Linked DNA regions of Homo sapiens: region 2 is linked to region 1. A link is a loop called in an ENCODE intact Hi-C map of the cell type or tissue named here. Cell type or tissue: B cell. All regions are shown on one strand. Each heading gives the region's core, and the rest is flanking DNA. Links, peaks and the distances in the headings are about the cores only. Region 1 overlaps CYP4F22 (cytochrome P450 family 4 subfamily F member 22). Region 2 overlaps OR1I1 (olfactory receptor family 1 subfamily I member 1).

The links. Peaks named below come from ENCODE experiments on the same cell type or tissue, not always from the same donor. Only the 100,000 strongest peaks of a DNase experiment are listed, where the experiment ranks them.
Region 2: it touches region 1 in a loop (21-fold over the local background); 94 of 110 quality-filtered maps call a loop at or near these places.

The regions. Positions count from the first base shown.
Region 1 is chr19:15,548,794-15,564,635 of GRCh38, forward strand. It overlaps CYP4F22 (cytochrome P450 family 4 subfamily F member 22), which reads left to right. Exons shown (of 14, transcript NM_173483.4): 12 at 345-409; 13 at 1,881-1,963; 14 at 2,501-3,524. The coding sequence ends at 2,678. It also overlaps the pseudogene CYP4F23P. Among named protein-coding and RNA genes, the nearest start is that of CYP4F22, 48 kb to the left of the region's middle. RefSeq lists silencers at 2,773-2,822, 7,020-7,079 and an enhancer at 7,540-7,679. In B cell, for the core only: CTCF peaks have their summits at 7,296, 7,738 (motif pointing left) and 7,947; DNase peaks (open chromatin) are centred at 7,228 and 7,778; H3K4me3 peaks cover 1,071 bases; H3K27ac peaks cover 348 bases; H3K27me3 peaks cover 1,391 bases.
Region 2 is chr19:15,085,141-15,100,982 of GRCh38, forward strand. It overlaps OR1I1 (olfactory receptor family 1 subfamily I member 1), which reads left to right. Exons shown (of 2, transcript NM_001004713.2): 2 at 1,913-7,830. The coding sequence starts at 1,926. The coding sequence ends at 2,993. Among named protein-coding and RNA genes, the nearest start is that of OR1I1, 11 kb to the left of the region's middle. In B cell, for the core only: CTCF peaks have their summits at 6,898 (motif pointing right) and 7,097; a DNase peak (open chromatin) is centred at 6,901; H3K27me3 peaks cover 254 bases.

The DNA of each region.
Region 1 (15,842 bases), core at 3,495-11,494:
ATTTTGAAAGGCCTTGAGTGCCAGGTGATGGCGCTTGAACTCAATCCTGGGGGCAGCAGGGAGCCAAGGTAGGTGTTTGAGCTGAAGAGGAGCAATGTCAGATCTGCGAGTAAGAAAGATCCCTATGTGGCCAGCTTGGCAGCCAGAAAGAAGATGATAGGTTCCTCTTAGGGAAAGGTGGGAAGAGTGGATGGGGCAGCAGAATTTTTTAGAGAAGGATGGACAGAAGGTGGTGGCAGATGGCTCATGGGAACATCATGGCTCTAGGGAGACCCAAGTTGGGGGATGTTTCTGGAGGAGGCCCTGGCTCCCCTTGGCCCCACTGATCCCATCTTTCCCCACAGGAATCATCTGCTTGGTCAGCATCTATGGAACCCACCACAACCCCACAGTGTGGCCTGACTCCAAGGTGAGTGCCTGCCCCACTCCTCCCTGCCCTCAGGTCCTCCCCTCCCCTGCGCCCCAGGGAGCCAGCGAGCAGGGCTGGTTGCAGGGCCTGAGTGCGCACACCCCTCCCCACTCCGCATTTAGCCATTTATTCACCCACTGATTGTTAATTCATTAGGGCAGAAAATATTTATTGAGCACCTACTGTGTGCCAGAGTGTGTGCTGGGCTCTGAAAATAGAGGATGATACTGTCTTTGCCTTTACAGGGCTCACAGTGAAGTTTTGGGGAAGACAATAAGCAAATAAATAAGATTTTGGGTATTGATACATGCACAAAAGAAAGAAAAACTGGGCCAGTTCCGGTTTACAGGTGCAGTGGCTCACACTTGTAATCCCAGCACTTTGAGAGGCTAAGGTGGGAGAATCGCTTGGGCCCAGGAGTTTGAGACCAGCCTGGGCAACACAGCGAGACCCCCCATCTCTACCAAAAAGGAAAAAGTTGGCCCAATGTGGTGGCTTGTGTCTGTAATCCCAGTGCTTTGGGAGACCAAGATGGGAAGATTGTTTGAGGCCAGAAGTTCCAGCTCAGCCCAGCCTGGGCAACACAGTGAGACCCCATTTCTAAAAAAAAAAAAAGTTAGCCAGCCATGGTGATGCACATCTGCAGTGCCAGCCACTCGGGAGGCTGAGGCAGGAGGATCGCTTGGGCCCAGCAGTTTGAGGCTGCAATGAGCTATGGTTATTTATTTATTTATTTATTTGAGACTGGGTCTTGCTCTGTTGCCCAAGCTGGAGCGTGTGCAGTGGTGCGATCTTGGCTCACTGCAACTTCTACCTCCTGGGTTCAAGAGATTCTCCTGCCTCAGCTTTCTGAGTAGTTGGGATTACAGGTGTGTGCCACCATGCCTGGCTAATTTTTTTGTATTTTTAGTAGAGATGGGGTTTCACCATGTTGGCCAGGCTGGTCTTGAACTCCTGAGCTCAGATGATCCATCTGCCTTGGCCTCCCAAAGTGCTGGGATTACAAGCGTGAGCCACCGCGCCCAGCCTGCAATGAGCTATGATCGCGCTTCTGCACTCCAGCCTGAGTGAGACTCTGACTCTAACAAACAAACAAACAAACAAAGACAGACAAACAAACAAAAAAAAAGAAAAACAGGTGGAGGGGGCACTTTAGCTCGAGTGGTTATGAAAGGCCTTGCCGAGGAGATGTTTGAGCTGAGAACTTAGGGGATGAAGGATCAGGGAGAAGCCTGTTCTAGGCAGAGGAAACAGCAAGTGCAAAGGCCCTGAGGTGGAATCTCACTGGTGCGTGTGAACAACAGAAGGAGGCAGGTGTGGCTGCATTGCAGGAAGTGCAAGGTGGAATGGAAGAGGTGGCCCTGGGGTGCTCCCCATCCATCTTTACTGACCCCCAGAGGCTCAGGGAAGGGGGCCAGGCTGGGATGTCTGGGGCAGCCCCCAGACTCATCTCCAGGCTGTTCCTCCCTAGGTGTACAACCCCTACCGCTTTGACCCGGACAACCCACAGCAGCGCTCTCCACTGGCCTATGTGCCCTTCTCTGCAGGACCCAGGTAACCCCTCTATTTCCCCTAGTCCAAGCCAGCTGTGTAGGAACAGAGGCAGGGAAAGATCAGGAATGTGCCTCTCAGGAGCAGAGATCAGATGGCACCCAGGCGTCCTTTCTGAAGACCCAGCACCCTCTCCCCAATGCGCCAGGAGGCCCCCAAATCAGACTCTGCAATAGCATCCTGGGTATTGAGCACCAACGGTGTGTCAGGCCCTGAGTTCTGGGCTCCCACGCTCCCATTGGCTCTATGATGCCTTTGTCCCCGTTTTTACAGATGAAGGAACTGAGACTCAGAGGGGGCGCTGTGTATCCAGGACACACAGCTAGTAAGAGGCTGTACTGGGATTCAGACACTCAACCCCAAGGTCACATTAATTGAGCGATCCGTGGGGTCTCACTTTAACCCTCACCCAGCGTGGGGTTTCACTTTAACCCTCAGCCAGCCCAGGATGCTTGCTTCATTTTCAAAGGAGGCATGTGACCCCCGGGGACCAGTGCTCACACAGAAGCTGGGCCTGAGCCCTGTCCCCTCTTCCTCCAGGAATTGCATCGGACAGAGCTTCGCCATGGCCGAGTTGCGCGTGGTTGTGGCACTAACACTGCTACGTTTCCGCCTGAGCGTGGACCGAACGCGCAAGGTGCGGCGGAAGCCGGAGCTCATACTGCGCACGGAGAACGGGCTCTGGCTCAAGGTGGAGCCGCTGCCTCCGCGGGCCTGAGCGTGGGCGCGCCCCTGCGGCTCCCGAGGGTCCAGGCCCCGCCCCCAAAGGACCAGGACTCGCCCCAAAGATCCCGAGGGCATAGGCCACCCCCCTCGAAGTTCAGGTTCAGCTCCTGGATGACCAGGCACCGCTGTTGAGCAGCCTGGTGGTACTGGCCACGCCCCTCAAGGCAAGGCTCCTCCCCTTAGGGGGCCTGATCCCGCCCCTTGAGGCTTAGGTCCCGCCCCCTGACTTCTCGCACCTGTCCTGTTTGAGGGACCAGGGTCGACCCTGCCCCCTTGGGCTCAGGCCCCGCCCCCAGGATCCTACGGATTGAGGTCCTCAGGCCACGCCCCTGCAGATCCAGGTCTCCAGGCCTTGCCCACTGAGCCTTCAGAGGACCTAAGACCCACCTATGACTCAGGGCCCACCACACCCCACCCCCCCCCAACTGGCTGAACCCCTGGCAGGCTTCCAAACTGAGGAAAGCTGGAGCCTGACGTCAGAGCTTTTAACTCGGACATCACCCTCCTGAGGCCCTCAGCTCATACGGGCAGACTGCTCAGGCGTGAGGCTGGATCGTAGGGTTCGAGGCTGCTTGCTTTTGTTGTTGTTTTGTAAACTCAGACCCTTGTAAGCCCCTTCCTTCCTCCCTTGCCCAAAGATCCTTTGCTGAGTGTTCTGTTTTTGCAGAATAAAAGCAAAGGATGCAGACTTACCCCACCCTCCACCCCTAGCTCAGCCAGATCCTTACACGTGGAGCCCCCAGCATGGGAATGAGGGGCTCTGCAACTGAGCGAAGCTGCGGGCTAGGAGGCTGGAAAGCCATTTATCCTAGGACATAAACTCAGATTTTGGGGGTCAGTTTGTGTGTTCATTTATTTCATCAACAGATCACATATTGTTTGCTGGCACTGCTTCAGAACCACAGGCAGGCCCTGTTTTCTGCCTTCTTAGGGGGTGGGGGACAGATGTTGAACAAATAATTCCACGTGTAAAGGTTTATTTACAACCCAGGACAGGTGCTCCAAAGGAGAGGCCCCGGGTGCTGGATGAATATAGCAGAGGGATGGGGATGGGTCAGGGAGAGCTTCTCCGATGCTGGAATGGAAGTTGAGTGGGTGACAAGGGGAGGGAAGAGTATTCCAGGCAGAAGGAACAACATCTGAGAATACCCTGAGCTGAGGGAGAACAGAGTGTGTTTGAGGAACTCACCAGGGGCCAGGTGGTTGGATCTGGGAAGTGGGGGCAGAATGAAGGAAGGGGCCAAATGCACAGGCTTTATGCTGAGGGCAATAGGGAGCCATGGAGAGTGTGTGAGCGGGATCAGGACAGGACATGGCCAGATCTAGGGCTGGCAGGGAGGTGACTTGCGGGGTTGGGACCCTGGGAAAGAGGGAAGCTGAGGTCCAGACAACAGGAAGGGCCAGGATTGGGGTGACTATCTAGCAGTGGGGGCTGAGGGGAGGGAGGTGGTAAGGGTGATGCTCAGGTATTTGGCTGAGGGAACTTGATGGTAGAGTAGTCCCTGATATGGGAATATAAAAGATGGGGGCCAGGCGTGATGGCTTACACCTGTAATCCCAGCACTTTGGGAGGCTGAGGCTGGAGGATTGCTTGAGACCAGGAGTTAGAGACCAGCCAGGGCAACACAGTGAGACTCCATTTCTACAAAAAATAAAAAATTAGCCAGGTGTGATGGTGCACATCTGTAGTCCCAGCTACTTGGGAGGCTGAGGCAGGAGGATCACTTGAGCTGAGGAGTTTGAGGCTGCAGTGAGCTATGATCACACCACTGCACTCCAGCTGGGGCAACAGAGCAAGACCCTGTTCCAAAAACAAACAAACAAAAAAAGGTGGGCAATGACAATGTCAGCAATTTTATACATATAAAATGCTACACTAAAGGAAAATGATACTGCTATTATACCACATATATAATATATATATATGCACTATATATGCCATCATTATATATATAGTGGTGGTATAATAGTGGTATCATCTTCCTTTTAGGTAGCATTTGCCTGTAGACTATTTCCATCTAGGTCACTAGAGACAATAATATTAATTCAACAGGCCGGGTGCGGTGGCTCATGCCTGTAATCCCAGCACTTTGGGAGGCTGAGACAGGTGGATCACCTGAGGTTAGGAGTTTGAGACCAGCCTGGCCAACATGGTGAAACCCTGTCTCTACTAAAAAATACAAAAATTAGCCACGTTTGATGGCGGGTGCCTGTAATCCCAGCTACTCAGTAGGCTGAGGCAGGAGAATCGCTTGAACCTGGGAGGTGGAGGTTGCAGTGAGCCGAGATTGTGCCACTGCACTCCAGCCTGGGCGACAGAGTGAGATTCTGTCTAAAAAAAAAATTAATTTACCAAATATTTCTTGGGCAATCTGCCGTGAGACAGGCACTGTTTGAGCCCTAGGTTCCCAGAGTTTACCTCTAGGGAGGAGATATGATAAATGATAAATAAGTAAAGAAAGAAGTAAATTCACACAGGGCCTTTTCTGTGACTTTTTTTGTGACAGAAATGGGGAGTTCTGAGCAGAGGAGGGACAAGCTTTGTCATACGAACTTTTTTTTTTTTTTTTTTGAGACAGGGTCATGCTTTGTTGCTCAGGCTGGTGTGCAGGGGTGCAACCATAGCTCACTGCAGCCTTGGCCTCCTTGGGCTCAAACGATCCTCCTGCCTCAGCCTCCTGAGTAGCTGGGACCACAGGCACACACCACCATGCCCAGCTAAGCTTTGTATTTGTTATCGAGACGGGGGTCTTACCATGTTGCCCAGGCTGGTCTTGAACTCCTGGTCTCAAGCGATCCTCCCACCTCAGCCTCCCAAAGTGCTGGAATTACAGGTGTGAGCCACCATGCCAGGACTTCCACAGGACTTTGTGTGCTCTGTTAAACAGAGACAGTGTGAGCAAAGATGGGACTAGGCAGATCAGTTAGGGGTGACTGCATTCGTCCAGGTGAGACATGATGGTGGCTTCAACCAAGCCGGGGTCTTTAGATGTGATCAAGAGCAATTGGATTCCAAGGAGGAGTGACTGTTCACAAAGGCAGTGCTGTCAGGCTTGGTGGTGGATAAAACGTGAAGTTTGAAAGAAGTGGGGGACACTAGGTTTGGGCTTGAACATCTGGAAAAATGGAACTGCCATCAGCTGACGTGGGGAATGCTGAGTGGAGTAAGTTGTTTTGTGGGAGATGTCAGGATGTCAGTTTTGGTTCAGAGGAATTGGACATGTCAGTCGAATAAACGGTTCTCCAATTCAAGAGTTTTGGGTTGGGCATGTATATTTGGGAAGCCTTAGTATAAATATTTTATATATTTTTCCAAAAGCTAGTGAAGCGATTTCAAATGGGGGTGATTTTTCCTACCAGATGACATTCGTTGTTATTTGGAAACATTTTTGGTTGTCACAACCGGTGGTTACTATTTGCGTCTAGAGGGTAGGGACCCAGCACTCTGCTAAACATTCTACAAGACAAAGGATACCTAGCTCAATAAAACAAGTAATTATCCAGTCCCAAAGGCAACAGTTCTGCTAATTAAAAACCATGAACTGGAGAACCAAAACAAACAAAAAAAAAAAAACAAAAAAAAAAAAACAGAAAAGAAAGCAAAACTTTAAGACTGGGTGAGATCTCATGTGTGCGTGTGTGTGTGCGCGCACGCGCGCGCGCGCGTGTGTGTGTGTGTGTGTGTGTGTGTGTGTGTATGGAGTAAGGGCTTAAGGGAGCCCTGGGGGTGGTCTCCAAAGTTAACCTAACAATTATGAGGCCAGGCGTGGTAGCTCACACCTGTAATCCCAGCACTTTGGGACGCCGGGGTGGGCGGATCAGTTGAGGCGAGGAGTTCCAGACCAGCCTGGCCAACATGGTGAAACTCCATCTCTACTTAAAATACAAAAAATTAGGGCAGGGCGCGGTGGCTGACTCCTGTAATCCCAGCACTTTGGGAGGCCGAGGCGGGCGGATCACGAGGTCAGGAGATTGAGATCATCCTGGCTAACACGGTGAAACACTGTCTCTACTAAAAATAAAAAAAAAATCAGACGGGAGTGGTGGCACGCGCCTGTAGTCCCAGCTACTCGGTAGGGCGAGACAGGAGAATCGCTTGAACCCGGGAGACGGAGGTTGCAGTGAGCCAAGATAGTGCCGCTGCACTCCAGCCTGGGTGACAGAGCGAGACTCGGTCTGAAAAACAAAAACAAAACTTTTTTTTTTGATTGAGTGCTTCCTGTGTGCTCTTTCCATATATTCCCATTTAATCCTCATACTGACTTGTAAGATCACTTTTTATTATTCCGTTTAACAGAGGTAGAAACTGAGCCCCCGAATGAAGTGACTTACCCAAGATCATTCGGTGCGGCCTCAGCGCTGGCGCTGAGTCCTCTTCTGCCCCACCCCTCAGGCTCCCAGTCCTGGTCTAGATCCCTAGCCACGTAGCGTAGAAGGGGGCGTCGACGGGGGTTGGGCTAGAGTTGGAGCGGGGAGGAGATGAGCTAAAGCGGGGCTGGCTGTGCGAGAGGCAGTAGCAGCGGCGTGTGTCCTGGGGCGCCCCCCGGTGGCCTGTGCTGGGGTCGTCGGCCGGGATCCCCTGTTCGACGTACTCCGGGGCTGAATGGGAAACAGACAGTCCCAGACCCTACGTGAGCCACCCGGATCTTGCAGGTGCTGCCTCTCCTACACCCCCCTCCCAACCGAGGGTCTCCAAGAGCGCATCCTTTGCCAAACATCTCCTGGGCCCTTTTCGGCGCAACCTCGCCATCCACTAGCAAACGAAGTTAGCCTTGAGATCCGACATATGTGGGCTCAATCTAGGCTCTTCCTTCCTAGGGGCGGCCTTGGGCACGTGACTGTCCCTCTCTGCACCTCGGCTTTTTCTTGTCATGCGAATAGTCCGGTATCATCATGCTTGTAATGCACACTGAGTTTCCGCCAAGGGCCACGAGGGTGAATAAATGAGAATGAGAAGGGGAGGAGTAAGGTCCCTGGGTCCCCGGAGCCCTGTTACACGTACTGCAAGTGTAATTCTCAAAACACCGAAGTCTGGTCCTGTCGCTGGCGGCTGTGGGACCTCCTTCCTCCTGAGTGTGAAGAACGCTCCCTCTGCTGGACAATTTGGAGATCCATTCTCTATTCGTTCAATTTTGTGTCCGTGCACGTTTGAGCGTGCATGTGTGACCGCGTATGTGTTTGGGTGCATTTGGGTAACAGTGTGTGCATGTGTTGTAGTGTGCACACGAGTGTGTGTAAACGTGTATGTGTCGGTGTGACTGTGTGTGCGCATATGGATGGGTGTGTTGGAAGGAGAGGAGAGGAGAACTCCACTCACTGAGTCACTGTAACTATCCACACACACCAGGCTGTGTTCCTGCTCATGGCTGGAGCCACTGTCAGAGCCCTTGCCTCTGTCCCCAGGTCTGACCTGTGCGGTGCAGGCAGGACATTCTGGAGAAATCATGCCCTTGGAGGAAGCTGTCAGTAATGACTGGTGGGTATTGGTGGATAAATACCCCAGCTCCCTCTCTCTGGGGGTGAAGACTCCCTTGTTCTGGGAGGTGCATGTTCTATTCTGTCTCCCTGAGGTACTAGGCAGGGCTGAGCCCTAGCTACCCACAGTGGAAACTTCCTCAATAAAGGTCCCTTTAACTGCTGCTGCCTTCCCTTCCCCATCCCTCTTCTCCATTGCCCTAATTGTGTTTCCAGGGATCACCTCCCAAAGAAACAACAGGCAGTTGAACTCTTGTCTTATGGTCACCCTCCTGATAGAGGATTTGCACTCAACTCCTTGTATTAAGGTCTAGTTCCAGGGAACCCAAATTAAGACACACATGTGTGCTGGTTCCTCCAATCCCCAGAAGCCTGTCAGTGTGCGCTTTTATTTATTTTTTTTACCAACGATGAATGTGAGGCTCAGAGAGGGCAAATCACTTGCCCAAGGTCACACGGCAGTGAGGGAGTGGCAGAGCCTGGCTTTGACTATGGGCTGTCTGACCACAAGCTGGGTGCTCACTCCTCTCCTGACAGCCTCCTCCCTCCTCAAGGACATGGAAGGAGCAGGGAATAAGTTATAAGTGTAAAATTTGAAAGGGAAATTCTTCCGCTTTCTGCTTCTGCTTCTACCTCTGGCCCAGCAGTTTGGTGTGCTCTTTTTTCAGTTTTTAAAAATTAAAAAACGTTCATATATATATGAACGTTTTCCAATGTATATAAAAGCATTTATGCACACGTTACCGGGTTTTTTTTGTTTATTAAAAAAATTTTTTTTTTGGAGACAGGGTCTCACTCTGTCACCCAGGCTGGAGTGCAGTGGCATGATCTCGGCTCACTGCAACCTCTGCCTCCTGGGTTCAAGTGATTCTACTGCCTCAGCTTCCTGAGTAGCTGGGATTACAGGCACACCACCATGCCTGGCTAATTTTTTTTTTGTTATTTTTAGTAGATATGAGGTTTCACCATGCTGGCCAGGCTGGTCTTGAACTCCTGACCTCAAATGATCCACCCACCTTGGCCTCCCAGTGCTGGGATTACAGGGGTGAGCCACTGCACCCGGCCTTTTTTTTTTTTTCTTTTTTTGATACAGGGTATTGCTCTGTTGCCTAGGCTGGAGTGCAGTGGCTCAATCTCAACTCATTGCAACCTCTGTCTCCTGGGGTCAAGCAATCCTCCCACCACCACATCCAGATGCTTTTTTTTGTATTTTCTGTAGAGATGGGGTTTTACCATGTTGCCCAGGCTGAACTGGAACTCCTGGATTCAAGTGATCCGCCTATGTTGGCCCCCCGAACTGTTGTGATTACAGGCCTGAGTCACTGCACCCAGTCCATTATCAGTTTTTTGATGACTCCAAACTTGTTGGGAAATATATCTGTTTCAATTATCTATTATTGTATATTGAACTACCAGGAAACTTAGTAGGTTAAAACAATATACAGGCCAAGCTCGGTGGCTCATGCCTGTAATCCCAGCACTTTGGGAGGCCGAGGCTGGCGGATCACCTGAGGTCGGGAGTTCGAGACCAGCCTGACCAACACGGAGAAACCCTGTCTCTACTAAAAATACAAAGTTAGCCGGGCGCGGTGGTGTGAGCCTGTAATCCCAGCTACTTGGGAGGCTGAGGCAGGAGAATCGCTTGAACTAGGGAGGCAGAGGTTGCTGTGAGCCAAGATCATGCCATTGCACTCCAGTCTGGGAAACAAGAGCGAAACTCCATCTCAAAAAAATAAAAAAGATATACAAGTTTTTTTTTTTTTTTTGGTATGTGTGTATGAACTCCTATCTGTATCAGAATATATACAACTTTTAGTTTGCTCACAAGTTTACAATTTGGGCAGGGCTCAGCCAGGATGGCTTTCTCAGTCCTACACAGCATCAGTGTGGGCAGCTCATTTGAGGCTGGAAGAGATACTTTGAGGTGGCTCACTCTCATGGCTGGCAATTTGGTGCTTCCTATTTGCTGGTACCGACTTCCTGCCTCGGCCTCTCAAAGTGCTGGGATTACGGGCATGAGCCACAATGCCCTGACCATTTTATTTTTTCTTTTATTTTCTTTCTTCTTTCTTTTTTTTTTTTTTTTTGAGACAGGGTATTGCTCTGTTATCCAGGCTGGAGTGCAGTGATGCGATCTCACCTCACTGCAATCTTTGCCTCCTGGGTTCAAGTGATTCTTGTGCTTCAGCCTCCTGGATAGCCAGGATTGCAGGTGCATGCCACCACACCTGGCTAATGTTTGTTGTGTTTTTAGTAGAGACAGGGTTTCGCCATGTTGGCCAGGGTGGTCTCAAACTCCTGACCTCAAGTGATCCACCTGCCTTGGACTCTCAATGTGCTGGGATTGCAGGCGTGAGCCACTGCACCTGGCCAAAATATATAATACATTAAAAAAATAAAGTTTATTAAAAAGAAAAAGAAGAGAGGAAATCACTGAGTAACATCGAGTAACATGCTCTGGTGGTGGTTCCTAGCTCTTGTGTGACCTCTGAACTTTTCCAAAGTTCCCTTCTAGGATTTCTGTCTCCCAATCCAGTTCATCTGGTCTTCTGTCACCCGGGCTGCAAATGTGGCAGTTATAGCTATACCTGCTGGTCCTGCCCTCAATATGGACTAAGGGGCTTGTTGGGTTTGCAATTCTTCTTCTTCATCATCTTTTTAATTTTTATTTATTTATTTATTTTTTTGAGATAGGGTTTCACTCTGTCACCAGGCTGGAATGCAGAGGTGCAATCCTAGCTCATTGCAACCTCAACCTCCTGAGTTCAAGCGATCCTCCCACCCCAGCCTCCCAAGTAGCTGTGACCACAGGCATGTGCCACAACACCTGGCTAATTCTTTGTATTTATATATGTATATATATATATATATATATTTTTTTTTTTTTTTAAATTTACTTTTTCAGAGATAGGGTCTCGCTGTGTTGCTGGTCTCGAACTCCTGGGGTGAAACGATCCACCTGTCTTGGCCTCTCGAAGTGTTGGGACTGCAAGCATGAGCCACTGTGCCTGGCTGGGTTTTGAGTTCTTGAGAGTGTTAAATGAAACTTCAACACTGGCTTCTGGTGTGAGCGTTGGGTGAGATTTCATCGGTCACCACATGGGTCTCCAGTGCACCCTGCTTCTCCTGCATCTCTTGGTTGCAGGCACCCCTCTAGCTCTGATTATCTCAGTGCATTTGAGGATGGAAGTGAGAATGAACATGTGTGTCCCACCTGGTGCTGGGTCTTTATACAGTGGCCCTTATGCAGAGCCCCCTCCTTTATGTCATTCAGGTTCCTGCTCAAAGGTCTCCTCTTGGGACATTCCTGCCTGATCACTGAGTCCAGAACAGCCCCCTCAGTCGCTGTCTAGCTTGTCTCATTCTGTTAATTTCCCATAAGAGAAGTGGCATGTCACCATCACCATGCACTATTGGTTAAGCAACTTGAGTAGCTTGGGACCTCAGCCTCCCAAGTAGCTGGGACCACAGGCATGTGCCACCACACCTGGCTAATTTTTTTGTATTTTTGTATTTTTTTTGCAGAGATGAGGTCTCACTGTCACCCAGGCACTATAGGTTAAGCAACCAATAGTGTGTGGTGGAGGTGGTGACATGCCACTTCTGTTCTCAATCCCAGGCCAGTCCAGATTCAAGGGGAAAGAAATTAAGCTCTCCCTCTTGCTGAAGACAGTGACAAAGACTTTGTGGCTATCACCTTTAAGGGGTCTGGGTTAGAATCTGAGATTCTGCATTTCCAAGATGCTGCTGATCCAAGGATCACATCTTGAGTGTCCACTTCTTATAGCTCATGGCTAGAAAAGTCCCTTTCTTCCCTAAATATTTAATGAGCACCTACTACGTGCCAGGATTCATTTTCACCCATGCTAATGTTTAATTACTTCATTGTGTGGCTGGAGCAAGTTTCGGCACCTCTCTGTTTTTGATTTTCCCCCTCCCTCTTCTCCCCAGACCTAGCTGGGCACCTACCCTGTTGCCTCCCACCTACTCCAGGGGGCCCTGGCCTTGCCCCTGGCTCGTCTGTGGGGTGGACCAGGTGGAGCCACCCCAGTAGAGAAGAAGGAGAATCTGTACATCTCAGCTTGCTGGCAGCTCCAGGGCCCTCCAACGTGCTCTAGGACCTGAAGCTGGATCAGGCAGGGCTACATGGTATGTAGTTAGCTCTTAGTGGGGGAAGGAAATTTTGGACATCTCCCCAACATTCGATCAATTACAGGAGGAACACCTATCCTGATTTTCTCATTCAGCAGCTCCATCCTTCAAACTTACTCTCATCTTGGGGCTGGGCTTGAGGGCTCACGCCTGTAATCCCAGCACTGTGGGAGGCCGAGGCGGGCAGATCATGAGGTCAGGAGTTCAAGACCAGCCTGGTAAACATGGTGAAACCCTGTCTCTACTAAAAATACAAAAATTAGCCAGGCGTTATGGCGGGTGCCAGTAATCCCAGCTACTTGGGAGGCTGAGGCAGAAGAATAGCTTGAACCTGGAGGTGGAGCTTGCCATGAGCTGAGATCGCGCCACTGCACTCTAGCTTTGGCAACAGAGCAAGTCTCCACCTCAAAAACAAACAAACAAAAAACGAAAAAAAACCCAAACACCAAGAAAACAGAAAACCCCACTCACCCTCATCTTAGCGCCTGAGGGCTAAGAACACCCAATAGGGGATTTCAGGACAGTATCTGAACAAGATGTGCCCCTTTAAGGCCAACATCCCATTTCCCAGATAGGAAGACCCAGTCCCGGAGACCCAGCACTGCCCACAGTCAGAGCAAGGACGGGGCAGAATGAGGACTCCACTCAGAGTCACTCCGCTCTGCCCACCCACGCCTGCCCCCTGTCCGCCCACAGCCCCTCTCACTCTTGCCCCCTATGCCTCCCACCCCACCTTCTACACTGAATAAATCTTCCCATTATAGTGATCCCAGAGTCAGCTACTTAAGAGTCTTGGCCAGGCGTGGTGACTCACGCCTGTAATCCCAGCACTATGGGAGGCCGAGGCGAGTGGATTGCCTGAGGTCAGGAGTTCAAGACCAGCTGACCAAAATGGCGAAACCCCGTCTCTACTAAAAATACAAAAATTAGTTGGGTGTGGTGGTGGGCACCTGTAATCCTAGCTACCTGGGAGGCTGAGGCAGAAGAATAGCTTGAACCTGGAGGCGGAGCTTGCAGTGAGCTGAGTTCACGCCACCTCACTCCAGCCTGGGCAACAGAGCGACACTCTGTCTCAAAAACAAAACAAAATAAAACAAACATCAAAAAAATGAAAAAACCCCACTCACCCTCATCTTAGTGGCTGAGGGCTGAGAACACCCAACAGGGGATTTCAGGACAGTATCTGGACAAGATGTGCCCCTTTAAGGCCAACATCCCATTTCCCAGATAGGAAGACTGAGCCCAGGAGACCCAGCACTGCTCACAGTCAGAGCAAGGACGGGGCACAACGAGGACTCCACCCAGAGTCCCTTGGCTCTGCCCTCCTATGCCTGACCCTGTCCGCTCATGGCCCCTCTCACTCTTGCCCCCTGTGCCTCCCACCCCACCTTCTAGACTGAGTAAGTCTTCCCATTATAGAGATCCTAGAGTCAGCTACTTAAAGGTCTTGGCTGGGCACGGTGGCTCACGCCTGTAATCCTAAAACTTTGGGAGGCTGAGGCGGGTGGATCGCCTGAGGTCAGGAGTTCAAGACCATCCTGGCTAACAGGGTGAAATCCGTCTCTACTAAAAATACAAAAAAATTAGCCAGGCGTGGTGGTGGGCACCTGTAGTTCCAGCTACTTGGGAGGCTGAGGCAGGAGAATGGCATGAACCTGGGAGGCGGAGCTTGCAGTGAGCCGAGATCACGCCACTGCACTCCAGCCTGGGTGACAGAGCGAGAATCCGCCTCCAAAAAGAAAAGAAAAGAAAAGAAAAGAAAAAAAAAGAGTCTTGATGAGTTTCACTTGCTGCTGAAGGCTTCTTTCCTTTCTATCTAGTTTCCTAATCCTCACTGCTGTGCATGCAGATAAATCTGTTTTGCATTAATTAAAACAAACAAAACCGACCACAGCTGCCTGGTTTACTCTTCCAGTTCTCCTCTTAATCCCCAGAATCTGACCTGGGTAATCCTCAGCGGGGCTGGATTCTTTGTTCTTTGTTCCTGCTCCTGGCCATCATGTGTCACCTCAGCCCTGGGCTGGCTGGAGGCAGGACTTGAATTTCTGCCAGGTTGTGCAGTCAGAGGCCAGAGACTCCCTTCTCCAAGTCTCCTAATTCTGCACCGAGAAATGGTGCATGGTGTCCTCCCAGCCCACTTGTGGGAGATGTTTGGGTGCAAGGCTTGGCCTGCCTGGTTCTCCTTGCCTGACGCCTGAATTCCCAACCTCATGATTTACGTGGCCTTGGAAGGGCAGGGGCAGCTGTAAACTTGGGGTCCCAGAGTCACCTTGGCCCCAGGTTCAAGCAGGAGATACTGAAGGCTGAAGATCCAGTTTCCACTCTGAACTGTGACACTGACTTGGTTCCTCTCTGCACCCAGCTGATACTGCCTGCAGGTTTTGGCCAGCTGCCCAGGCAGGGAGGAGGCAGCCAGGCCTATGGCCTACGGGGATTGGCTGCCCCTGACTGCCCAGCCCAGCCCAGCCTTGCCTAGGTGAGGGGCCAGGGACAAAGAAGCCCCAGGAGGAGGGAAGAGGAAGTTGTGTGGGACAAGCTGCTCCTGACAGAAGGTGCCAGGCTGGAACTGTCGGGGCTGGAGGGTCCTGGTCTGGGAGAGGGAGGGGCACTGCCCAAGGCTGGGGTGGCTCCAGGGAGCTGGTCCTGGTGGGGCTGATGGGTTCCTGGTAACTGAAACCAAGCCACTGACAACCTGCAGTGATTCAGGCTGGGCCTTTCAGGACTCTAATCAGCCTTCCTCTCTCTCTTTCTCTCTTCCCTCTCTCTTCTTTACTCTCTTCTCTCTCCGCCTCTTCTCCTGGCTGTACCTGGGTTTCCCTCTCTGCTTTCAGCCCTTGTTTTCTCATCTCTGAGCTCTCCCTGCCTCCAGCACCTCCCATCCCTGCCCCTGTCCAATGTCCCCGAAGCTCCCCGGGCTCTTTTTCTGGGCCTCAGGACCTCACCCTCCATCCCGTGTGCCCTGCAGGATGTCGCTGCTGAGCCTGTCCTGGCTGGGCCTCGGGCCGGTGGCAGCATCCCCATGGCTGCTCCTGCTGCTGGTCGGGGCCTCCTGGCTCCTGGCCCGTGTCCTGGCCTGGACGTACGCCTTCTATGACAACTGCCACCGCCTCCAGTGTTTCCAGCAGCCTCCAAAACGGAACTGCTTTTGAGGTCACCTGAGCCTGGTGAGTATGGCAGCACGACGGGTCTGGGGTCTCAGGGTGGGTGGACTTCTAGAGGGGTGGGAATGGGGCTCAGGGAGCTGGATATTGAGGGTGGGTTGGGGTCTGGGACATCAGAGGAGTGAGGGAGGCCGAGGGGAGCCCCTATTTCCTCACTGCCCCAACCGGATTCATTCCTCCTCTCTGTCCACTCCATGGCCCCAGGCCTTTTTCTTTCTCTCTCTTCCCCACCCTAAGCCTGCTTTGGCTCAAGTTCCTACTTGTCTTCCCCACATTAATGCATCGTTGTATCCTTGTTCTACTGGGGGCTTCTAGGGTGGACTGCACAGAGCAGGTACTCCCTGGCTGCCCATGTTTTTTTTTTTTTT
Region 2 (15,842 bases), core at 3,359-11,358, 460 kb before region 1:
TATATATATATATATATATATATATATATATATATATTTTTTTTTTTGAGACAGAGTTTCGCTCTTGTTGCCAAGGCTGGAGTACAGTGGCTCAATCTCAGCCCACTGCAACTTCTGCCTCCCAGGTTCAAGCGATTCTCCTGCCTCAGCCTCCCAAGTAGCTGGGATTACAGGCATGCACCACAACGCCTAGCTAATTTTGTATTTTCAGTAGAGACGGGGCTTCACCTTGTTGGCCAGGCTGACCTCTCAAACTCCTGACCTCAGGTGATCCCCCTGCCTCGGCCTCCCAAAGTGCTGGGATTATAAGAATGAGCCACCACGCCAGGTCTGACTTATGACATTTTCAATGTATGACCCCATTATCAGCCTCAGAACATCTGTACCTATCATTTCTTGGTGGTGAGAACATAAAATTGACTCTGAGTTTCTCTGGTATACAATGCATTGTTATTAACTATAGTCACTATGCTGTACAATAGATCTCTTGAATTATGCCTCCCATCTAATTGAAATTTTGTATTCTTTGATCAATATCTCCCTAACACCCACCTCCCGCCCCCAGCCCCTGGTAACCACCATTCTACTCTGCTTCTATGAGATTGGCCATTTTAAATTCCACATATAAGTGAGACCATGTGGTATCTGTCTTTCTGTACCTGGCTATTTTATGTAACAGAATGTCCTTCAGTTTCATCTATATGGTTGCAAATGATAGAATTTCCTCTTTTTTCCATGGCTGAATAAATAGTATTCCATTGTATATTCCTACCACATTTTCTTTATCCATTCATCGGTTTTTAACACAAAACTGATGTTAAAGATTACATATTGTTGGTGGAAGGATGAAGGGGAAGGAGGGTTGAGGGGGGAGGAAAGAAAAGAGGGAGATGGCCAGGCGCGGTGCCTCATGCCTGTAATCCCAGCACCTTGGGAGTCCAAGGCGGGTAGATCACTTGAGGTCAGGAGTTGAGACCAGCCTGGCCAACATGGTGAAAGCCCGTCTATACTAAAAATACAAAAATTAGCCAGTCATGGTGGTGCGTGCCTGTAATCCCCGCTACTTGGGAGGCTGAGGCACGAGAATCACTTGAACCCAGGAGGCAGAGGTTGTAGTGAGCTGAGATCGTGCCACTGAACTCCAGCCTGGGTGACAGAGCAAGACTCTGTCTCAAAAAAAGAAAAAGGAAAAAGAAAACAGGGAGAGAACACAGGAAAGGAAGAGAAGGAAAAACAGAAGATGGTCAGGTTCCCTTTACTGTATAGAGTTTTTGTTGAGGTTTGATTCTGCTTGATTTTCTTTTTTTATTTTTGTTTTTTGTTTTTTGTTTGAGACAGAATCTTGCTCTATAGCCCAGGCTAGAGAGCCGTGGCACAATCTCTGCTCGCTGCAAACTTTGCCTCCCGGGTTCAAGCTATTCACCTGCCTCAGCCTCTAGAGTAGCTGGGATTGCAGGCGCCCACCACCACGCCTGATTAATTTTTTTGTATTTTTAGTAGAGACGGGGATTCACCATGTTGGCCAGGCTGGTCTCGAACTCCTGACCTCAAGCAATCTGCCCGCCTCAGCCTTCCAAAGTGCTGGGATTACAGGCGCGGGCCACTTGGTTTTGTTTTCTATGAAGCTTTGCTCCACTGAAGGAAGCAAAAGTGTTTATAGAGAACATCCAAGTTGACTATGAGCGACTCCGTTAGATCCTTGAGACCCTGACTGTCTCAGGCATGAATGACTTGGCTTGAGGAGCAACAGAAGCCCACTGAAGATGGCTTGAGGTTAACTGAACACAAAGGAATTTGATGGATTTGATGGAATTTTCACAGAACAGTATAGGTTTCCGTGGGAAGCTGGGACCAGAATGGCATCTCTGACACCTGGCTCTGTGTGGTTTTTCTCCCTTTTTGTTCCCACTAGTCACAGACCATACATGGAACCAGAAAAGCAAACCGAAATCTCAGAATTCTTCCTCCAGGGACTCTCAGAAAAGCCAGAGCATCAGACCCTCCTCTTCACAATGTTCCTCTCCACATACCTGGTCACCATCATTGGAAATGCCCTCATTATCCTGGCCATCATCACGGACTCTCACCTCCACACACCCATGTACTTCTTTCTCTTCAACCTCTCACTCGTTGACACCCTATTATCCTCCACCACCGTCCCCAAGATGCTAGCGAACATCCAGGCTCAGAGCAGAGCCATCCCCTTTGTGGGCTGCCTCACCCAGATGTATGCCTTCCACCTGTTCGGGACCATGGACAGCTTTCTCCTGGCAGTAATGGCCATCGACCGCTTCGTGGCCATTGTCCACCCACAGCGTTACTTGGTTCTCATGTGCTCCCCTGTCTGTGGGCTGCTGCTGGGAGCATCATGGATGATCACCAACCTCCAGTCTCTCATACACACCTGCCTCATGGCTCAACTGACCTTCTGCGCCGGCTCTGAAATCTCCCACTTCTTCTGTGACCTCATGCCCCTGCTGAAGCTCTCCGGCTCAGACACGCACACCAACGAGCTGGTGATCTTTGCTTTTGGCATTGTCGTGGGCACCAGCCCATTCTCCTGCATCCTTCTCTCGTACATCCGCATTTTCTGGACAGTCTTTAAGATCCCTTCTACTCGGGGCAAGTGGAAAGCCTTCTCCACCTGTGGCTTACACCTCACTGTGGTGTCACTGTCCTATGGGACCATCTTTGCTGTGTACTTACAGCCCACATCCCCCAGCTCCTCCCAGAAGGACAAGGCAGCCGCCCTAATGTGTGGGGTGTTCATCCCCATGCTCAACCCCTTTATCTACAGCATACGGAACAAGGATATGAAGGCAGCCCTGGGGAAGCTCATCGGCAAAGTGGCCGTCCCCTGTCCTAGGCCAGAACAGTTATTGGATGTTTATCATGTTCCAGGATCACTGTTGGCTGCTAGGGACACAGAGATGCATCCCATCCCCTACCCTGGAGGAGTTCAGAGTCTAGCTGGGAACAGAGACATGGAATAAATCCTTCCAGTACAACGTGATAAATGTGTCATAAAGAGATGAACAAAGTGTATGAGCACCCAAAGGAAAGGTGTGCATTTTCCCCAGGATTTATCTTCCCCAAAAAGATCAGAATAGCAAGGATCAAACTGGCCTGAAATTAGCCCTCCTGGAGGATCAGCCTTTTAGGATTGCTATGTGAATAAGAGTAGTTGAAAACAAGAGACGTAGCTACACTCATTTTAGTATTGACAAAGGCCAGGTGTGGAAGCTCAAGCCTGTGATCCCAGCATTTTGGGAGGCCAAGGTGGAAGGATCACTTGAGGCCAGGAGTTTGAGACCAGCCTGGGCAACATACAGAGACCCTATCTCCACACACACACACAAAATCACTTTAGCAAGACATGGTGGTATACGCCTGTAGTCTCAGCTAATCAGGAGGCTGAGGCAGGCAGATCATTTGAGCCCAGGAGTTCAAGGTTGCAGTGAGCTATGACTGCACCACTGCACTTCAGCAGTTTGGGAAACTGAGCAAGATCTGTCACTCATAGGTAGATAGATAGATAGATAGATAGATAGATAGATAGATAGATAGATAGACAGACAGATAGATAGAGAGGATAAGATAAGATAGGTAGATAGGGTGGATAGATAAGATATGTAGATAGATAGATAGATAGATAGATAGATAGATAGATAGATAGATAGATATACAGATAGATACATAGATAGATAGGATAGATAGGTAGGTAGGTAGGTAGGTCAACCGATCGATAGATCTATCTATTGACAGACAGATAGATGATTGATTGATAGATAGATCATATAAGTAGATAGATGATAGATAGATAGATAGATAGATAGATAGATGAGATAGGTAGGTAGGTCAGTCGATCGATTGATCAATCGATCAACAGATAGATGATAGATAGATGGATGGATAGATAGAGATAGAGGAGGTAGGTAGATAGATAGATAGATAGATAGGTAGATACAGACAGCCCATGTATTAGCCAGTGTTTCCTAAGTGTTGTGGAAGAACTTTGAAAATATTTGCAAGTGAGATTAGCTCACGTGCTGTTCGCTTAGTCAGCCAGCAAGCCTCAGCCTCCTGGGGGGTCTTGAGACCTCCACTTGTAACTATGACTGTGGTTGGGGCTTACTTTCTCAATTCCCAACAGGCTTCCTGTCTCCCCACAACCCCCAGTCAAGGGGACTCTGATGCAGACGGTCCATCAATCGTAGTTTGGGAACACAGACCCTAGCCTAGCTCCAAAATCTATGTGTTTCCTGTGACATTCATCGCCTGACTCTGAACCCAGTATGATTCTACACGCAGGGTCAGCCACAGCAGATCAGGTGGCCCGGGGCACTTAAAAAGTTAGTGTTATGGGTTGAACTGTGGCTCCCAAAAAAAGATACGTGGGAGGCCAGGCGCAGTGGCTCACACCTGTAAACTCTGGCACTTTGGGAGGTTGAGTAGGGAGAATCATTTGAAGCTAGGAGTTCAGGACCAGCCTGAACAACATAGTGAGATCTCATCCCTACAAAAAATAAAAATGAAAAAAGAAAAAATTACCTGGGTGTGGTGGTGTGCACCTGTCATCTTAGTTACTCGGGAGGCTGAGACAGGAGGACCTCTTGAGCCAAGGAGGTCGAGGCTGCATGAGCTATGTTCCTGCCACTGCACTCCAGCCTGGGAAACAGAGCAAGGCCCTGTCTGCAAAAGTAATAATAATAAAATAAAAAAGATATGTTGAAGTCCTAACCCCAAGGACCTCAGAATGTGACCATATTTGAAGATAGGGTGTTTACAGAGGTCATTAGATTACAGTAAGGTCATTAGGTTGGTCCCTAATCTGATACGACTGGCGTCCTTATGAAAAGGGGAGATTTGGACACAGGCACCCACACACATGGAGACCGCCACATGAAGATGGAGGCAGAGATTGGGGTGATGCTCCTACAAGCCAAGGAATGCCAGGGACTGCCTGCAGACCACCAGAAGCCAGGAGAGGCGTGGAACAGGCTATCCCTCTCAGCCCTCAGAAGGAACCAAGGAATCAAAGCTGCTGACAACTGATCTTTTTTTTTTTTTTTTTTTTTTGAGACGGAGTCTTGCTCTGTCATCCCGGCTGGATGCAGTGGCATGATTTTGGCTCACTGCAACCTCCACCTCCCAGGTTCAAGCAATTCTCCTGCCTCAGCCTCCCAAGTAGCTGGGATTACAGGCACCCACCACCACGCCCAGCTAATTTTGTGTTTTTAGTAGAGATGGGATTTCACTATGTTGGCCAGACTGGTCTCAAACTCCTGGCCTCCAGTGATCTGCCCACCTCAGCCTCCCAAAGTGCTGGGATTACAAGCGTGGGCCACTGCACCTGGCCCAACACCTTGATCTCGGACTCTTAACCTCCAGAACTGTAAGACAACAAATTTCTATTGTTTAAGTCACCTAGTTCATGGTAATTTTTAAATTTTTTTTTCTTTTAGAGACAGACAGGATCTACTGTGTCACCCAGGCTGGAGTACAGTGGTGCAATCATAGCTAAAGTGCAACCTCACCTCAAACTCCTGGGCTCAAGCAATCCTCCTGCCTCAGCCTCCTGAGTAGTTGGGACTACAGGCCTATGCCACTGCAATCAGCTATATATATTTGTAGAGACAGGGTCTCACTATGTTGCCCAGGCTGGTCTCAAACTCCCGGCCTCAAGAGATCTGCCCTCCTCGGCTTCACAAAGTGCTGGGATTGCAGGTGTAAACCACCACACTCGGCCTGATTTGTGGTACTTTGTTGCAACATTGCTAGAAAACAAATGCAGTTAGTTTAAGAAATGTCAGCAACCTACAAAACCTACAAAGTGTCCCAGTACATCCTCTCAAGTTTACAATTGACCATGTGTTCTGGCCAAGGGACCCTGGGCTAGAACTGGAGAAAAGGATGAAGGATTTAGATTGCATGGATTCACTTACTGGGTATCAGCATGATGACAATAATGATGATGACAACCGAGATTTATTATCTGAACAATGCTAACTCCTTTATATGCACAATCTCAATAAGTGTTAAGCAACACCCCTACAAGGTAGGTGCAGAAGTAATTGTGGTTTTGCCACTGAAAGTAACAGCAGGCTGCGCATGGTGGCTCACACCTGTATTCCCAGCACTTTGGGAGGCCGAGGCGGGCAGATCACAAGGTCAGTAGATCGAGACCATCCTGACCAACATGGTGAAACCCCCTCTCTACTAAAAATACGAAAATTAGGCCGGGCACAGTGGCTCATGCCTGTAATCCCAGAACTTTGGGAGGCTGAGGTGGGCGGATCATGAGGTCAGGAGATCAAGACCATCCTGGCTAACATGGTGAAACCCCATCTCTACTAAAAATACAAAAAATTAGCCGGACATGTTGGCGGGCACCTGTAGTCCCAGCTACTCGGGAGGCTGAGGCAGGAGAATGGCCTGAACCCGGGAGGCGGAGCTTGCAGTGAGCCAAGGCCACGCCACTGCACCCCAGCCTGGGTGACAGAGCGAGACTCCTCCTCAATTTAAAAAAAAATACAAAACTTAGCCAGGCGTGGTGGCCCACACCTGTAGTCCCAGCTACTTGGGAGGCTGAGGCAGGAGAATGGCGTCAACCCGGGAGGCGGAGTTTGCGTGAGCCGAGATCGCCCCACTGCACTCCAGCCTGGGTGACAGAGCGAGACTCTGTCTCAAAAAAAAAAAAAAAAAAAAAAAAAAGTTTGTAATTTAAAAGTTTGAGCATCACTGGGCTAGATGGGGGTCCTGTAGATAACCGGGACCCAAATAGGCTTTAGGTACAGAGATACAGGAGAACCAGATTTGGGGTGCCGCTCTAGCCACTGTGTCCAGGAGGGAACCTTCCCAACCGCCCTAAAAGCTCTGAAAACTACAGTTAGAGAAGTGGCCACTAGGTGGCAATAATGTCATTTCACAAATTGGATTTAAAACGCTTTTTTTTTTTTTTTTTTTTTTTGGTTTTTGGTTGTTTTTTTTTTTTCCCCGGAAACTTGTATTCTAGCTGTGAACTGGCCCAGGTCCATGGCCCTTAGGTGTAATCTCCCCCTGGAAGGGCACAACAGGTGCAAAGTTTCCATGATGAGAAGGAGCCTGTGTTGTTTAAAGAAATCACGGAGACTGGTGTGGCCTGAGCCCAGAGTGACAGGGAAGCTGGGTTTGCAGGGGGCCCGTGGAGGGCACTGGGAGTAACACGGTGTGTGGACCACGGGGAGTGGGACCATGACAAGGTTTAAGGAGGATAGGGGGTGGGGCTGTGCTTCAGAACGAACCTGCCAGTTATCCATGCCATAGATCTGGAGTCAGCAAACTTTTTCTGTCAAGGTCCAGGTCGTCAATATTGTCAGCTTTAGGGACCTTACCATCTCCGTTGCAATGACTGAACTCTGCTGCTGTCTGGCGAAAGCAGCCATAGATGAGACATCAACGAATGGGCTTGGCTGTGTTCCACTAAAACTTTGTTTATAAACACAGAAGCTTCCATTTCATATCATAGTACATGTCATACCTTGTAGCCTTTGGGTTTGTTTTCAACCACTTTTAAAATGTTAAAACTACTCTAGGCCAGGTGCATTCACTCATGCCTGTAATCCCAGCACTTTGAGAGGCCAAGGGAGGAGGATTGCTTGAAGCCAGGAGTTCGAGACTGGAGTGGGCAACATAGTGAGACCTCCCCCATCTCTACAAAAATTTTTTAATTAGCTGGGCATGGTGGTGCATGCCTGTAGTCTCAGCTACTCAGGAGGCTGAGGAAGGAGGATCACTTAAGCCCAGGAGGTCAAGGCTGCAGTGAGCTATGATTGCACCACCGCACTCCAGCCTGGGGGATAGAGTAAGACCACTGTCTCTAAAAAACTTAAAAAATAAATAAATAAATAAAAATAAATGCAAAACTATTTTTATTTCAAGGGCTGGATTTAGCCTATGGGCCATAGGTTGCCAATCCTCGTATAGATGGATGGGAGTGACAAGAGTTAAGGGGACCAAGAAAGACCAAAAAGTGAGAGGTGAAGTGGGCTGAAAACCATCAGAAGATAAGGAGCTGGTGCCACAGGACCTTTGCAAATGCTGTTCCCTCTTCCTGACCCCTCCTGAGTAAATTCCTGCTTGGCATTGAGATTTCAGCACAAACTCCACTTCCTCAAGGAAGCCTCCCCTAACCTCCATCCCTTGCCCAGCTACATCAGTTGCCCTAATGTTACACTCGCTATCCCCTCTCTCATCATCACTCATCATTAGTGATCTCTTCATCACTGCAGTGGTTTTGTGGGGTCTTTTGTTTTGTTTTGAGACAGAGTCTTGCTCTGTCTCCCAGTCTGGAGTGCAGTGGGGCGATCCCGGCTCACTGTAACCCCCACCTCCTGGGTTCAAATGGTTCTCCTGCCTCAGCCTCCCGAGTAGTTGGGATTACAGGCACGCATCACCATGCCTGGCTAATGTTTTGTATTTTTAGTAGAAACGGGGTTCACCGTGTTTGCCAGGCTGGTCTCGAACTCCTGGCCTCAAGTGATCCACCTGCCTCAGCCCCCCAAAGTTCTGGGATTACAGGTGTTAGCTGCTGCACCCGGCCTCCTCACTGCAGTGGTTTTATATTAGTTTGTGTAACCCTTTGATTAATGTCTGTTTCACCCATTTGACTGAGCTGGGAGCTGGGACCTGAAATAGTGTTATCTTGTTTATCTTTGCACCTCTGTGCCCCTATGATTAGTACGGTAGCCACTCAATGTATGTTTTCTGGCCACGCACCGTGCCTCACACCTGTAATCCCAGCACTTTGGGAGGTGAAGGCGGGCAATCACCTGAGGTCAGGAGTTCAAGACCAGCCTGGCCAACCACGGCCAACGTGATGAAGCCCCATCCCTACTAAAAATACAAAAATTAGCCAGGCGTGGTTGCACGTGCCTGTAATCCCAGCTACTCAGGAGGCTGAGGCAGGAGAATCGCTTGAACCCGGGAGGCAAAGGTTGCAGTGACCCAAAATCATGACACTGCACTCCAGCCTGGGCGACAGAGCAAGACTCTTGTCTCAGAAGAAAAAAAAAAACAAAAAACACTTTTTTTCTTTATTTTAATTTAATCTTATTTTATTTTATTTATTTTATTTTTTGAGATGGACTCTCACTTTGTCGCCCAGGCTAAAGTGTAGTGGTGTGATCTTGGCTCACTGCAACCTCCGCTTCCCGTGTTCAAGTTATTCTCCTGCCTCAGTCTCCCAAGTAGCTGGGACTACAGGTGCCCGCCACCATGCCCAGCTAATTTTTCTATTTTTAGTAGAGGCGGGGTTTGACCATGTTGGCCAGGCTGGTCCCGAACTCCTGACCTCAAATAATCCACCCACCTCAGCCTCCCAAAGTGCTGGGATTATAGGCATGAGCCACCGCACCCAGCCACAAAATATATTTTCTGAATGAATGAATGAATGAGGCAGTGTGATGGAAAGGTTTTAGGAATACCGGATGGGGCAGCCAAAGTAGGCTGCTGAGTTGGAACAAAGATACCTGCAGTCAAGGTTAAGTGAGAGATGCACTCCTCCTTTGATATCCCCAACCTTCAGTTATGCCTGTCCCACACTCAGGTGCCTTGTGGGACTGGGACTCTGCTGAAATTAAGAAGCCAGGGGCCTCATCCCACAGAGCAAAACCAGCAAGATGGCGGGACTCCTTAATTCAGCAACAACAAAAGACAGAAAATAATCTGGAAATTCTCTAAAATCTTAGCAAGCATGCTGGAAGAGGTTTGAGCCAATCTTATCCAGTAAATTTTTTTTTTTTTTTTTTTTGAGACAGGGTCTCGCTCTGTCGCCCAGGCTGGAGTGCAGTGGTGTGATCATGGCTGAATGCAGCCTCGACCTCCTGGGCTCAAGCAATCCTCCCACCTCAGCCTCCTGAGTAGCTAGGGCTATAGGCACGCACCACCACACATGGCTAATTTTTTTTACTTTTTTATAGAGACGAGGACTCACTATGTGGCCTATTCCGGTCTTGAACTCCTGGCCTCAAGCCATCCTCCCACCTTGGCTCCCAAACCGCTGGGATTACAGGTGTAAGCCACTGCACACGGCCCAAGCCTATATTAAGAGTACAAGAACAGACCGGGCACAGTGGCTCACGCCTGTAATCCCAGCACTTTGGGAGGCCAAGATGGGTATATTACCTGAGGTCAGGAGTTCGAGACCAGCCTGGCCAACATGGTGAAGCCCCCATCTCTACTAAAAATACAAAAACTAGCCAGGCGTGGTGGCATGCACCTGTAGCTCCAGCTACTCAAGGCTAAGGCAGGAGAATCGCTTGAACCTGGGAGGCGGAGGTTGCAGTGAGCCAAGATTGTGCCACTGCACTCCAGCCTGGGTGACACAGCAAGATTCTGTCTCAAAAAAAAAAAAAAAAAAAAGTACAAGAACACTTCCTTCTCTCCATGTGAAATTTTATTGGGTGATTCAAAGCAAATCTGGAGATTCGGGAACTGAGGCTCAGAGACGAAAAGTGACCACCCCAAGGCCACATGCCAGATCTGGGGCAGAGTGGGGGAATCCAGCCCAGGCTGGTGTGACCTCAAAACCCAGCCTCTCCCTCCCTCATGATGCTGGTAGCCTCCCAGGTGGGTGACTTGCCCAAGGTCACACTGCAGCTTGGAGCAACTCAAGGCCTGTCCCGGGAGGAGGGAGCAGCCCCTGTGTGGGACTCTGGGGAGTGAAAAGCGGACAAGCCAGCAGGAGTGGCCACTTTCTGGAAAGTGTAAGAAAGATTCACTAAGATTTGGGCTGAAGTTCGCAGAGATGGATTGGGACAATCCTCCCAACTGTCCATTTGCCAGGAACTTGGCAGGAAATGGAGGTGGTTTTGTTTGTGTAAACCTTTGTGGCTGGGGATCCCAAAGGCATCCCTCACCTTTAATGATTTGCTAGAAAGACTCACAGAACTCAGTAATGTTATTATACTCATGGTTTATTGCAGTAAACAGATACAGATTAAAATCTGCAAAGGGCCAGCCACAGTGGCTTATGCCTATAATCCCAACACTTTAAGTGAGAGATGCACTCCTCCTTTGATACCCCCAACCTTCAATTATGCCTGTCCCACACTCAGGTGCCTTGTGGGACTGGGACTCTGCTGAGGCAGGAGGATCACTTGAAGCCAGAAGTTCGAGATCAGCCTGGGCAACATGGCCAGACCCTGTCTCTACAAAAAATTGTAAAAATTAGCCAGGCGTGGTGATGCACACCTGTAGTCCCAGCTACTTGGGAAGCTGAAGTCGGAGGATCACTCAGATCTAGGAGTTCAAGGTTGCAGTGAGCTAGAATTGCACAACTGCACTCCAGATGAGGCAACAGAGTAACCCCCCCCCCTTTTTTTTTTTTTTGAGACAGCATCTAGCTCTGTCACCCAGGCTGGGATGCAGTGGTGTGATCACAGCTCACTGCAATTTCTGCCTCCTGGGCTCAAGTGATCCTCCCTCCTTGGCCTCCCAAAGCAACGGGATTACAGGTGTAAGCCACCACACCTGGCCCCCATTAAAAAAAAAAAATCTGCAAAGGTAAAAGGCAGATAGAGCAGCATCTAGGAGACACCAGGCATGAGCTTCCAGCTGTTCCCTCCCAGTGGAGTTGTACAGACATAGACAATGCTGAATTCTCACAGCCACAATGTGTAACAACAGGTGCAGAGTGTTGCTAACCAAGGAGCTGACCCAAGCCTTGGTGTTCTGGGTTGTTTTTGTTTGTTTGTTTTTTGTTTTTGTTTTTGTTTTTTTGAAACGGGGTCTCTCTCTGTCACACAGGCTGGAGTGCAGTGGTGCGATCTCGGCTCACTGAAACCTCTGCCTCCAGGGTTCAAGCAATTCTCTGCCTCAGCCTCCCGAGGAGCTGGGATTATAGGCGCCCACCACCATGCCCCGCTAATTTTTTGTATTTTTAGTAGAGATGGGGTTTCACCATCTTGGCCAGGCTGGTCTTGAACTCCTGACCTCGTGATCCACCCGCCTCGGCCTCCCAAAGTGCTGGGAGGTGTTCTGGGTTCTTATTGGAGGTTGGCCACTGTATTACAATAGTTCCCGCTTCTTCATGAGGTTTCAGTTACCTGCTGTCAACAGCAGTCCAAAAATACTAAATGAAAAATTTGAGAAATAAACACTTTGGGTTGGGCATGGTGGTTCACGCCTGTAATACCAGCACTTTGGGAGGCCGAGGCGGGCGGATCACGAGGTCAGGAGATTGAGACCATCCTGGCTAACATGGTGAAACCCCATCTCTAATAAAAATACAAAAAAAATAGCTGGGTGTGGTGGCGGGCGCTGTAGTCCCAGCTACTCAGGAGGCTGAGACAGGAGAATGGCGTGAACCTGGGAGGCAGAGCTTGCAGTGAGCCAAAATCACACCACTGCACTCCAGCCTGGGCAACAGAGTGAGACTCCATCTCAAAAAAAAAAAGAAAGAAAAAGAGAGAGAAAAAAAAATAAACAATTAGTAAGTTTTTTTGTGGGTACATAGTAGGTGTATATATTTATGAATTACATGTCATATTTTGATACAGGGATGTACACATCAGGGTAAAATGGGTATCCATCCCCTCAAGCATTTATCTTTTGTTTTACAAACAATCTGATTATGCTCTGTAAGTTATTTTCAAATGTACAATTAAATTATTTTTGACTACAGTCACCCTGTTGTGCTAGCAATTCATACGTTTTTGGTTTTGGGTTTTGAGACAGTCTCACTCCGTCACCCAGGCTGGAGTGCAGTGGCACAATCTTGGCTCACTGCAACCTCCACCTCCTGCATTCAAGCAATTGTCCTGCCTCAGCCTCCCGAGCAGCTGGGACTACAGGTGCCCGCCACCACACCCAGCTAATTTTTTTGCATTTTTAGTAGAGATGGGGTTTCACCATGTTGGTCAGGCTGGTCTCAAACTCCTGACCTCAGGTGATTTGCCCACCTCAGCCTCTCAAAGTGCTGGGATTACAGGCATGAGCCACTGCGCCTGGCCACAACTCATACGTTTTAAAGTGCGTGCCATTCTGAGTAGTGTGATGAAATCTTGCACCATTCCACTCCATCCCAGCTGGGATGTCAATCCTCCCTTTGTTTGGCACATCTGCACTGTAAACACCCCACCCATCAGTCCCTTACTAGCCATGGCAGTTATGAGATCGACAAAACACAGTATAGCTAGGGTTCTGTACTACCCACGGTTTCAGGAATCTACCGGGCATCTTGGAACATGTTCCCTGCAGATAATGGAGGATCACTAGTGTCCTGGGACTACCATAACAAAATACCACAGCCTGGGAGGCTTAAACAACAGAAATTTATTTTCTCATAGTTCTGGAGGCTGGAAGTTCAAGGTCAAGTTACGTTGGTAGGGTTGTTCTGTGGCTTCTCTCCAGGCCTTGTAAGTGGCTGGCTGTTCCCTGAGACTTCACATTGTCTTCCTTCTATGTGTGCACACATCTGTATCCAAATTTCCTCTTCTCGTAAGGCACTAGTCCTACTGGATTAGGACTCACCCTAAAGACGTCATTTTAACGTAATTACCTCTGTCTCTAGCTCCGGGGTATTTCTCCGCCAACTCACCATGACTGCCACAGAAGTGCTGAGCTCTGCCCAAACCTGACCGGTCCCTCCACCTGCATTTTGTCTTTCAACGAATGGGTCTGTATGTGCCTGCGGGTGGTTAACCCACCAGGTACCAAAAGCACAGCGTATCAGGCCTGCAGCCAACGAGAAAGAAAATTGGAGGAAGAAAAATACATACATGTGGGGCTGGGTGTGGCGGCTCATGCCTGTAATCCCAGCACTTTGGGAGGCCAAGGTCGGGGGATCACTTGAGGTCAGGAGTTCAAGACCAGCCTGGCCAATATAGTGAAACCCTGTCTCTACTACAAATACAAAAATTAGCTGGGCGTGGTGGCACAGGCCTGTAAGATCGCACCACTGCACTCCAGACTGGGCGACAGAGAGAGACCCTGAAAAAAAAAATAGAAAAAGAAAAGAAAGGGAAGGGAAAGGGAAGGGAAGGGAAGGGAAGGGAAGGGAAAGGGAAAGGGAAAGGGAAAGGGGAAGGGGAAGGGGAAAGGGAAAGGGAAGGAAAGGAAGGGAAGAAAGAAAGAAGGAAAGAAAGAAGAAAGAAAGAAGGAAAGAAAGAAAGAGAAAGAAAGAAAGGGGAAGGAAGGAAGTAGAGAGAGAGAAAGAAAGAAGGAAGGAAGGAGAGAAAGAAAGAAAGAAAAGGAAGGAAGGAAGGAGAGAGAAAGAAAGAAGAAAGGAAGGAGAGGGAGAAAGAAAGAAAGAAAGAAGGAAGGAAGGAGAAAGAAAGAAAGGAAGGAAGGAAGGAAGAAAGAAAATACATACATGGCCAGGAGCAGTGGCTCACACCTGTAATCCCAGCACTTTGGGAGACCAAAGAGGAAGAGAAGACTCTATCTCCAAATACAGTCACATTCTAAGGGACCGGGAGTTAAGACTTCAACATAGGAATTTGGCAAGGGACTGAAGGGGACATAATTTGGCCCATGGGTGTCCAATCTTTTCATTTCCCTGGACCACATTGGAAGAAGAATTGTCTTGGGCCACACATAAAATACACTAACACTAACAGATAGCTGATGAGCTAAAAATCGCAAAAAAAAAATCTCATAGTGTTTTAAGAAAGTTTACGAATTTGTGTTGGGTCACATTCAAAGCCTTCCTGGGCCACATGCAGCCTGTGGGTGGCGGGTTAAACAAGCTTGATTTAGCCCATAACAGCCACATAGTATGGCTGACCATTTGTGTGACTGACCTTAGCTACTCAGCCTCAAGCCCCTCGAGAGGTCAAACTGACACAGTGAGGCCCAAGGCCTCCACCATAAAACACGTTTTTGGCATAAACTCTCTGGTGTGACCTCCAGGTATACAAAGAGACTCTCATCACACAGGATACTCCACCAGCTTGAAGGCAACTCTTCAGGAGCCAGACAAGGGCTAGACTTTACTTTGGAATGTGCAGGAGAGCCCAGAAGCATGGGAGGAAGGAGGCAGGAGCTAAGCCTGATGTGGGATCTCTGTCAAAGCCCTGCCCACCCAGCCACCTGTCCTCACCTGATCAGCCACCTCTCTGCAGGCTGCTCCTGCTTCCTCTGGTACACCCAGCCTGTAGAGTCTAGGGGGTCCACACCAGCACACCAGGTCTGGGAGCTGGACATCAGATAAGCTTTGTTTAAGAGACAGGGCCTCAGCTGGGCACGGTGGCTCACACCTGTAATCCCAGCACTTTGGGAGGCCAAGGAGGGCAGATAACTTAAGGTCAGGAGTTCTACTAAAAAATACAAAATCTAGCCAGGCATGGTGGTGGGCGCCTGTAATCTCAGCTACTCAGGAGGCTGAGGCAGGAGAATCGCTTGAATCTGGGAGGCGGAGGTTTCAGTGAGCCGAGATTGCGCCACTGCACTTCAGCCTGGGCAACAAGAGTGAAAACCCTGTCTCAAGAAAAAAAAAAAAAGAGAGAGAGAGACGGGGAGAGACAGGGTCTCGCTCTGTTGCCCAGGCTAGAGGCAGTGGTGCAGTCATAGCTCATTGAAGCCTCAAACTCCTGGGCTCAAGTGATCCTCCTGCCTCAGTCTCCAGAATAGCTGAGACTACAGGTGTGAACCACCATGTCCAGCTTGGAGAGCTCTTGGCATGGCTGCAGTGGCCAGTTGCTGAGTCTATCCCTGAGGCTGTGCAGGGGCCTAGCCAGCAGGAAAGCTCCACAGCCTTGCAGCTGATAAACAGAGACCACTCTGGAGGTGGCATGGAGCAACTATGGACCCCTCCTGCACCTCAGTTTCAGCTCTATAGCTGTCTGGCCAGATTTTTCCAA